Regions from separate parts of the Homo sapiens genome. Here region 2 is linked to region 1. Evidence: chromatin contacts called from ENCODE Hi-C data. All regions are on one chromosome and are shown on one strand. The core of a region is the stretch at or near the end of the contact, and the rest is flanking DNA. Distances in the headings are between cores, read along the strand shown.

The links. A loop is a pair of places that touch in the nucleus more often than their neighbours do. Pooled maps may share reads with other maps.
Region 2: a loop to region 1 is called in a map of PC-3, with 7 times the contacts of the local background. The contact joins the promoter of ATP6V1C2 here to the promoter of FLJ33534 in region 1. A Hi-C loop is called at or near these places in 2 of 168 maps with a recorded cell type or tissue (Calu3 and PC-3) and 1 of 50 pooled maps.

Annotation. Positions count from the first base shown.
Region 1 is chr2:11,129,622-11,134,618 of GRCh38, forward strand. FLJ33534 (Putative uncharacterized protein FLJ33534) reads right to left here and starts at 2,555. Exons shown (of 9, transcript NR_040080.1): 1 at 2,394-2,555. It overlaps CIMIP5 (ciliary microtubule inner protein 5), which reads left to right and starts at 3,507. Exons shown (of 3, transcript NM_001371321.1): 1 at 3,507-3,970. The coding sequence starts at 3,714. RefSeq lists enhancers at 161-661, 662-1,162 and a silencer at 211-520.
Region 2 is chr2:10,718,873-10,723,653 of GRCh38, forward strand. ATP6V1C2 (ATPase H+ transporting V1 subunit C2) reads left to right here and starts at 2,758. Exons shown (of 14, transcript NM_001039362.2): 1 at 2,758-2,859; 2 at 3,952-4,106. The coding sequence starts at 3,978.

The sequences.
Region 1 (4,997 bases), core at 1,305-3,804:
GCCTTCCTTTAATGTTGCTGTTCTGACGAACCCGGAGCTTTCTGGGGACGTGGTGGGAGCAGCTGACAAGGCAAGAACTGTGGCTCTGGGTGCTTCCTCTGCGGTCACCGCCTGGTAGGATGCCTTCAAGGTGTGCGCGTGCGGGAAGGAGAGAGAGGGTGGTAAAGCCAACGTTTTCATCCAAAAAGCAGAGGCTTACGGGACAAAGGGGACGGAAAATATCCCCTGCAAATTAAAAAATGCAGACACACATTTCCCCTGCCTTCGCCTCCCACGGACCCGCCCCTTCAGCTCCTTCCCTCGCGCTCCCAAGCTCCGGGGCCCCTGAGCCCTGCGCCGGCGGAACGGGGCGGAGCTCGCGACCCTCCCTCGTCCGCCGACCCGGGAAGGGGCGGGGGCCTACAGGAAGTGGGCGGGGCTGGCTCGCAGGGCGGAGCCTCGCCTCGCTCTGTGCATCGCAGGTGTGCTTGCTCCCGGGCTGGTGGGGCCACCCTGTGGCTGCCTGGGCTGGAACGTTCTGCCTCGCCCAGCTGAAGGCCCTAAACTTGCTACGCCTTTTGGGGTGAGGAAAACCCAATAAAAGACAACTCCAGCAACCTCCCAAACGCAGGGATTCTTGTGCTCCCCTGGAAAGTCTCAGATAAAGTTAGACCACAAAATGTGGGTGTGCCCTGAGCCCTCGCTCAAGGGCACAGAGCAAGTCACTGGCAGAGCAGGGACTGGAACCCGGTGTCCTGATCCCCAGGTGAGGCCAGCCTCAGAGCTGGCGGGAGGGGCAGGGCGGGGTTGGTCCTCCCAGGCTGGGGCGCAGTGAGGCTCACCCAGAGTGAATTTGGATGTTTTTCCAGGCAGAAGGACATGTAAAAAGAGACTGGCAGTGACTGACCTGGACTGGCAGGTGAGTTTTTTTTTCCCCCTCAACATTTTATTTTGAAATTTTTCGGACATACAGAAAAGTTGAAAGAATGGTAGGGCAGACACCCAACATATGCCCACCCATACGCCCACCACCTAGATTCTGCAGTTACGTTGTATTGTATTTGCTTTGTCACACATCAGTCCAGCCCTCTATCAACTCTCGGTCTGAAATGGTTTTTAAATTACATTTTAATTTTTAAAAACCAACCTCCAGCCGGGCGCGGTGGCTCACACCTGTGATCCCAGCGCTTTAGGAAGCTAAGGCAGGTGGATCAACTGAGGTCAGGAGTTCGAGATCAGCCTGGCCAACATGGTGAAACCCTGTCTCTACTAAAAATACAAAAGAAATTAGCTGGGTGTGGCGGTGCACACCTGTATTCCCAGCTACTCGGGAAGCTGAGGCAGGAGAATCGCTTGAACCTGGGAGGCAGAGGTTGCAGTGAGCCAAGATCATACCACTGCACTCCAGCCCCAGCAACAGAGTGAGACTCCGTCTCAAAAAAAAAAAAAAAAAAATCCGTTGAACTATTCAGCCTCTACATACATCAGGAACTCAATCAGTTGTGATGGTTTGTCACAGATGCCCTTGCTGGCCTTTTTTGCCCTGGTCCCTGTGTCTGGAGCCTGTGGCCAGGGCTGGAGGTATCTGAGCAAACTGCATGGCTGTTCCCAGCTGCTCAGGGCCACAGCCTGCGGTCAGCCTGACAAAGCCTCCCAGGACACACAGCAAGGACCCCCCAGGACACACCGTCCTCTCTAAAGACACTCACGGGATGCCTTCTGGGGGTTCAGGGAAGCCAGAACCGCTGCTCCTTGGGCATGGCAGGAACCTGTCGTCGCAGTGCAGGGAGCACAGACACCTCCACGAAAACAGCACTCAGAAAAGCCTGACCCAGGGTCCTAGCTCACAGAGGCCCACCCCGCCGCACTCCTGCTGTGCTCATCTTTACCAGGAAAATTTAAGTCACTAGATGCCACCCTGTGTCATCCCAGCTCCAAGGGGAGGAACAGAGGAGAGACAGAGTCCCAGGCCTGCAGCTCTGATTTTAGACTAATGTTTTTCCAAAAGGTCCCATCCCTCAGCTCCGTCCTCATGCAAGTGTGGGAAGACGAAGCTGGCAGCTCTTTCTGGCCTGGCTCTCAGCCCTGTCTTCTCCACGCCAGCCCTCCGCCCGAGCCCAGTAGGGGCTTCGTTGCCACTGCTCACCCACACCACGCCATGGCAATGGTGACCTCACCTGTTTTTTGCCCCTGTCCTGATGGTTCTGTTCCCTGCAGCTCCCTTGGGGCTCACAGCCCATCGGTATCTCCCCACTGGGTGCAGGATACCGTGGAAAATACCCCGGGGCCTGCCCCCATGTGCCCTGCCACCCCCGTCCTTGTCTCCTCCCCCACATCTCCCAAAATACCAGGCTCTCTCTTGCATCCAAGCTTTTGTGGTCACCCCAGTTTTTCTACCTGGCAAGTCCTTTCACCTGTGAAGTCCCAACTCCTTGCTGCCTCCCTCATAGAAGCAGAATCCAGCAGGGGCACACAGGACTGGCTACAGTGCGAGCTCAGTGGTTCACTGGCTGCCCTGCTGCCCTGCACCCCGGGCACTCTGCGCAGGCCTCTATTCGTCAGGGCTTTGTCTGCACTTAGCTCTTCCCTTACAAAGATAGGAAGCAGCGCGCCAGCTGAATGGACCCACAGAGAAGCTGCGTGGAAGGAACTGTGAATCTGCCAGCACCTACCGGAACAGCACAAAACTCAGAGAACCGGAAGCAGAGAGTGCAGGAGGCAGAAGTGATGAGAGCAGCGGGCGTCCATGGAGCTCAGCTGAGCCAGACCAGGAGAGGCTGCCACGGAGGGAGCCTGGTTGTACCCAGTTAGAGCAGAAACAGGGCTGAGGGCTCGGACCATAAGCCCTCAGATTCTCACTGTTCCTTTCAGCTGGTGACTGACTGTGTGACCGTGGGCGGTCACTTAATCTTGCCGGTAAGGGCCTCAGTTTCCTCATCTGTAGAATGGCGTTGGAAAGGCATGGCTGGGAGGTCTCAGATAAAGCAGAGTGCTGTGTGAACGCTCTGGGTTTGCAGACAGAGTGGATGTTCCTAGTGCATTGCACTCATTTTCCTCGCCCAACATAAGCTCATGACTTCCGCCATCGTTCCCAAACAAGCAGGAAGCTTCACACTGATGCCTGATCCACAATTCCCAAAGCGCCCTCAGGGCCACCATTTCTTGCGAGCCTCGCAGCATCCACGAGGGGGCAGCACAGGACTAACATCGCCCCACGGCCTGACGGGCTGCCGGAAGCAAGTGCAATAATGGTGGGGGTGGCCCCCAGGAGCCCCAGCTTTGCTCCCTCCCCCTCCCCCACCCTGTGCGGAGGACTCCGGCCTTGGGGTAGGGGGCTGCTGAACTGGGCGTGGCATCTAGTCAGGAACTCTCTGCCCCCCAGCCCTAGGGCTCAGATCACACACACACACACACACACACACACACACACACACACACACACGGGGCCCGCCCCTTTCCTAGGAGCTGTCCGTTCCCAGGACAACAGTCAACACAGCACAGGCGGGAGTTCAAAACGAAACTGGGCTCAAATGCTCTCCCCAGCCCGGAGAGCCCTGTCCCCATCGGCCACTCTGAGCTCGAGGCCTAAAGGGACAGTGAGGAGGACCCTGCCCAGGCTCTCCCGGGGTTAGGAGGGACAGAGTGTTCCAGGAGGAGGTTTGAGCTGAGCTCAGGCACAGGTCTCTCTCTCTCTCTCTCTGACACAAGCGCACACACACACACACACTTGCACCATGGGGAGCCACCCCACCCCTGGGCTCCAGAGAACCACATCAGCTGGGTACCGATTGCCCCCCACCAGGCCACCAGCCTCGGTCTCCCCAGCTGCCCGGGGTGGCCCTATGGCCAGCAGGGGTCTTGCTGGTGGCTGCCAGGCCCCCCAGGCTCTGAAGGCGCAGCGGGTGGCTCAGGGAGCTGCCTGCGATGGCGTGCAGCAGGACCAGCTGTGGCGGGAGCTCCTGGAGGCCGAGCGGCGGGGCCAGCAGCGCTGGTGAGTACCTGCCCTCCCTTTTCCACCCTGACTCCGCAGCCTGACTGCAAGTTGGGGAAGGTTTTGGAGAAAGGGAGATGGGAGGGCAAATGATCTGGCTGAGGGACAGAGGGCATGGCATGCCCGGGGGAAGGTGGGTCACCAGCCCAGCCCAGAGCCAGACCCGAGCCTGAGCCTAAGAAGCGAGGAAGATGGAAGCCAAGACCAGATGCCGCTGGGTCAGAGCAGCCCCACCTCGTTCATTCCGACTGCGACGCGGCCGGTAATCCCTTGAGCTGGAGCCTGCTGGCCTAGTCTGGGTTAGAGGAGCTGGCTGTCTGACCTGACTCGGGGAAAGGATGCTCCTTCATGCATTCATTCAACCAAAAATACCCATGAGCCGCTCTGAAACGAGACCAGACTGCAACAAGGGACTAGACAGACCTGGCCATGGCTCCACCGAGCCTTCATACTCAGGACAGGGCAGCCAAAAAGCAAGCAGAGAAGCAAACAAGTACAAATCTGTATGAAGTGTGACCAGCGGTAAGAAGGAAACAGTTCAGGGTCGGGGGCAGAGCCGGCTGAAGGCCTCTCTGAGGAGGAGACATTTAAGCTGAGACATGAAATAGGAGAAGGAGCCAAGAGTTTGATGTATCTAAAAAACAAAACAAAGAATTCGTGTAGCTGAGGCACAGGGAGTGAGGAAGGCCACAGGATGAGGGGGAGCAGCGGGGGCCACCCCAGCCCTTATAAAAGTCTGGATGCATTTTTTCCAAAGGAGACACCATCCAGGATTTTAAGCGGGAACATGGCATGATCTCGATTACATTTTTAAGTGAGCAGCCTGATAGATTCTAGGATGCATTCATCTTGCACCACTGAAACTTCATACCCGTTGATTAGCAACGCCCCATTCCCCCTCCTCCCAGCCTCTGGCACCCACCATTCTAGTCTTTGCTTCCAGGAGTCTATTTTCAGTGCCTCATAGAAGTGGAATTGTGCAATATTTGACTTTCCATGTCTGTTTTGTTAGTATCCTGTCCTCCAG
Region 2 (4,781 bases), core at 1,508-4,007, 410 kb before region 1:
AGGTCCTTATTATTTTCTTAATCAGATGATGTCCAGAAGTTATTTGTGTGTTTTTGTTTTTGTTTTGTTTTGTTTTTTGTTTTTGGAGATGGAGTCTTGTTCTGTCACCCAGGCTGGAGTACAGTGGCATGGTCTCGACTCACTGTAACCTCTGCCTCTCAGGTTCAAGTGATTCTCGCGCCTCAGCCTCCCTAGCAGCTGAGACCGCAGGTGCGTACCACCATGTCCAGCTAGTTTTTTTTTTTTTTTTTGGGACGGAGTCTCGCTCTATCGCCCAGGCTGGAGTGCAGTGGCGCAATCTTGGCTCACTGCAACCTCCGCCTCCCGGGTTCACGCCATTCTCCTGCCTCAGCCTCCCGAGTAGCTGGGACTATAGGCGCCCGCCACCAAGCCCAGCTAATTTTTTTGTATTTTTAGTAGAGATGGGGTTTCACCGTGTTAGCCAGGATGGTCTTGATCTCCTGACCTCGTGATCCGCCTGCCTCGGCCTCCCAAAGTGCTGGGATTACAGGCGTGAGCCACCGTGCCCAGCCAGTTTTTGTATTTTTAGTAAAGATGGGGTTTCACCATGTTGGCCAGGCTGGTCTCAAAGTCCTGATCTCAAGTGAGCCACCCGCCTGGGCCTCCCAAAGTACTGGGATTACAGGCATGAGCCACCGTGCCTGGCCTATCCAGGAGTTATTTGTGTCTGACTCTCTTAATTCACAGAACAAAGTTTTGTTTTGTTTTGTTTGTTGTTGTTGTTGTTGTTTTGGTTTGGTTTGGTTTGGTTTGGATTGGGTTTTTTGTTTTCTTTTTTGAGATGGAGTTTCACTCTTGTTGCCCAGGCTGGAGTGCAATGGTGTGATATCGGCTCACTGCAACCTCTGCCTCTGGGTTCAAGCGATTCTCCTGCCACAGCCTCCCGAGTAGCTGGGATTAAGGCATGCGCCACCACACCCAGATAATTTTTTATTTTTAATAGAGACGGGGTTTCTCCATGTTGGTCAGGCTGGTCTCGAACTCCTGATCTCAGGTGACCTGCCCACCTGGCCTCTCAAAGTGCTGGGATTACAGGTGTAAGCCACCACACCTGGCACAAAACAAAGTATTTACAGGTAACCAGGTGTATAGAAAGAGTGGTGCCACGAGCCAGGTCACAGATACTTCTAAATGTGTTGCTCAGTCTCTGAGAAGCCAGGTCCATGGCTTTGAACCTTGCAGATGGGAAAATGTGGACTAAAATAGAAAGCATGTGTTCTTCCTCACCCTGATTATCTAGTCCTGCAGGCTTGTTGGGAGCAGTAGAAAGGACATAAGACTCAGCCACAGGCCCGAGTTCCAACTGTAGCTCTGACATAACCAGCTGTGTGACACTGGGCAATTCACGTAACTTCTGTGGGCATCTCCACCCTTGTTTGCAGATGAGATCTGCCCCCAGCTCTAAGATGTTTTCCCTGGCTGGATAAAATGTCGTGCCTGGATAACGTCCAAGATTGGAGACCACCCCGCTTTAATGTCTAACTGGGCCACTCCTTCCCTGGAATAGCCACTTAATGTCCTCAAACATACCGGAGTTTCCCCATCCCTTGGTTTCAGGTATCCTCCCTCAGGAAGATGTTGCAAGGACTGACTAATGCACATTAGTGTCCCAATAACGATGCCTGCTGCAGGTGCTGGGACTTCCAAGTCTAACCTAGGCTGGCAGTACGACCCCACTGTGATCTTAAAGCCACCTTTCTGTCCCGTCTCTGGGGCTTCCCATCCCACCCTATGTGATTACAGCTTAAGTCTCAGATGATGTCAAATCCTTCTGCCAAAGACCCTGATGCATTCACAAGAATGGGTTGATAGATAAGGCTAGTTTACACAGGAGGGGGAGTCCACGTTTAAGGAAGCAAGAACACCGTCTCCAATGCCCCCTCGAAGGACACTCTTGAGATCTTCATCTTTCCCAGAAACCACTGAAAACATCGCCCACATGGAAGGATGCTTTAAAGCCTTCTCCTTCGGTCCAGAGAAAATGAATTCTCCGAGTTTTCCTTTGGTTTTGTCTTGTTTTTAACCTTCACACGTTAATTTCCAGGGTTTCCCCCTCCTGGTTCCAGACAGCACCGATCATGAACTCATCTCTGATCGTCGTACGGTGAGTTGTAACCGCCCCCCCACCCCCCATCCACAGGGCAATTCGGAAGGTGGAGAGGGTGAGGTGGGAGTTTCCTGGGCAACCGGGCGCACACCCGCGCCCACACGGACAGGAAAAGCTTCGCTGTCTACGCAGGTGCGTCCCGAGCACCTGCGCACCTGTTGCGCGGCTCCCCACAGGTGGGCCCTGTCTCTTGCACTGGCCTGGAGACACCTGGGAGTAGGTGATTCCCCTGAGATCCGCGCATGTCTCTGTGAGGCGAGAGTGGGTGGGCAAGCGGGGCTGCGGCGGCCGCAGCGGGAGGGCGGGGTGGTCCCGAGCTCAGAGCCTTTTCCCGACTCCCACCCGGCTCAGCCGTCCACGCGTCCCGGACGCGGCAGCGCAGTCGTGCGGCAGGAGACCCCGTGGGACGCGCCGCAGAAGCCCCCAGGGCCCCGGCCCTCGCGCGTAGGGGACTGGAGACCCTGCGCGTCTCCTCCGCGCCTTCCTGCCCGGCGCCTGCACCTGCTCCCCGGCTCTCGGGCCCCTGGCTGGAGCGAGGCGGGAGGCGGACGGCCCGTATGCAAATATCCTGCGGGGCCGGGGCCGCCTCCAGAGCCCGGGATAAAAGGCGGGGCGGGGCGCGGGGCAGCGAAGCCGCTGCCTCCCGGGAGCCGGCAGAGCGCTCCGGCCCCGCACCCGCCGCCCGTCGCCCGCAGCCCCCTACCGCGCGGCCCGCGCCCCGCCGGCTCCCGGTAAGGACGCACCGCGGAGCGGGGACCCGAGGCAGGGGCGGGGTGGGGACACAGGCACGGGGTCCGGCTGCGCACCAGCCTGCGCTTTCCCATTGGAAACGTGGGCAGCGTGCACCTCCGCGCGCTTCCCCGCGGCCGGGCTGGTAGCATCTCCGCAGGTGCTGCGGCGGGCCAGTTCGTCCCCAGGCCATGGGCAGTCAAGGCGGAAAGGAGCTGCGTTGGGTCTGCGCGGGGTTAGGAGAGAACAAAATGCCCTCGGATTGGAGCGGGACCGGGAGTCCGAAAGGAAGAGGTTCCACCAGGGGTCTCTGGCTCCTCAGAGCTTATCCTGCTTTCCCCCAGCCGTCCGGAGACGCCGCGGGGAGGCAAGCGGAAAGGGGGAACCTGGCCGAGGGGGAAAGGTGCGGGTGTGGACACCTGTGAAGGAGCAGCACGAATCGAATCGGCCGTAGAGGCTGCAGACGCGGCCGCGAAACCACCGGCCACGCCGGGCAAGGGACCCAGCACTGCTGAGCGGGCACCTCGCCTAGTGGAAAAAAGACTTTAGTAGTTCCCCTCACCCCCTACTACTTTTTTTTTTCTTATTTAAAAAAATCCTCTGAAGTCTATTTTTAAAGCTAATACCAATCACAAGGTTGGCCAGTTTGACCTGCGGTTTGACCTGGTAGCCTGTTGTGAAAATCCCTTCCTCATCCCACGCCTTCCTCCACCCCATCCTGCATCCCAGAAGATGCAGTGTGGAAGGAAGACAAATATTCCCCCAGAAGGTGTCCGCCTCCAGCTTACTGTCCTCCCGTTTTATGATGCCTGATAGGGGTTGTTCACTGAGGTGGAGAGAAAGAAAGGAACCTCTCCCTCCTCCTCTGCTCCTGAAAACCAGCCAGAACCACTGCAGGGACCAAGGAGCTTTGGAGTTTCGGGAACACCTGAGGGCTGCCCAGGTGGAGATAAGAGCTTTGCTTTTGCAAATGGATGTCCTTGGAGCTCATCCTAGAAAGGATGAATTGGAGGGTAGGGAGTGGTGAGGCGGGGATATCTGACACATCTCTCCTTCTGTTTCTGTTTGTGTATGTTTGTCCTGGTTCTGGGCAGTCACTGGGTAAGAGAAGACTGGAAGCATGTCGGAGTTTTGGTTAATTTCTGCCCCTGGCGATAAGGAAAATTTGCAAGCTCTGGAGAGGATGAATACTGTAACCTCCAAGTCCAACCTGTCTTATAATACCAAATTCGCTATTCCTGACTTCAAGGTAAAATTCTTGGGGAGGAGTGAAAAAGGGATGGATTGGTCAGGGGGAGACAGGAGAGGGAGACAGGTTGCTACCTCAGGAAGCCAAGGAGAAAGTATCAAGGCAAAGCAGGGGCTCTGAGGACAAGCTGAGGTTTGAGGATGGACGGGGAGGTGATGGGCTAGGTGGGATATCATGCCATAGTCCCAAATAAATTGTGATACCTATGTAGATGCAGCCACAGGAAGGAATGAACAGGGGGACAAGGTTGTGGGTAGCAGTGTCTAATGCTTCAAAAAGTGGGAAGCACGTTAAATGCACACTCAGGTTCTCTTGGGTGTTCCTCTGGCTCCTCCTGGTTTGTCTGCAACATCTCAGAAGACCCACCATATAGTTTAGATGTGCAGGCTTGGGGGGCTTCAGCCTTGATTGTACTCTTGACCTGGGGGCAGGGGAGGAAATCTAGGATCCCTTTGGTCCTGAGGGAGGGGAAGGGAGGGAATTTGGTGACAGAAGAGAGTTTGGGTCATGCCCAGGCATCTAAGGGTTCTTGGAGTGGAGGGCAAAGTTCAAACGAAACCAACATTAAGGAAGAATGAGGCCAGGCGCGGTGGCTCACGCCTGTAATCCCAGCACTTTGGGAGGCCGAGGTGGGTGGATCATGAGGTCAGGAGATCGAGACCATCCTGGCTAACA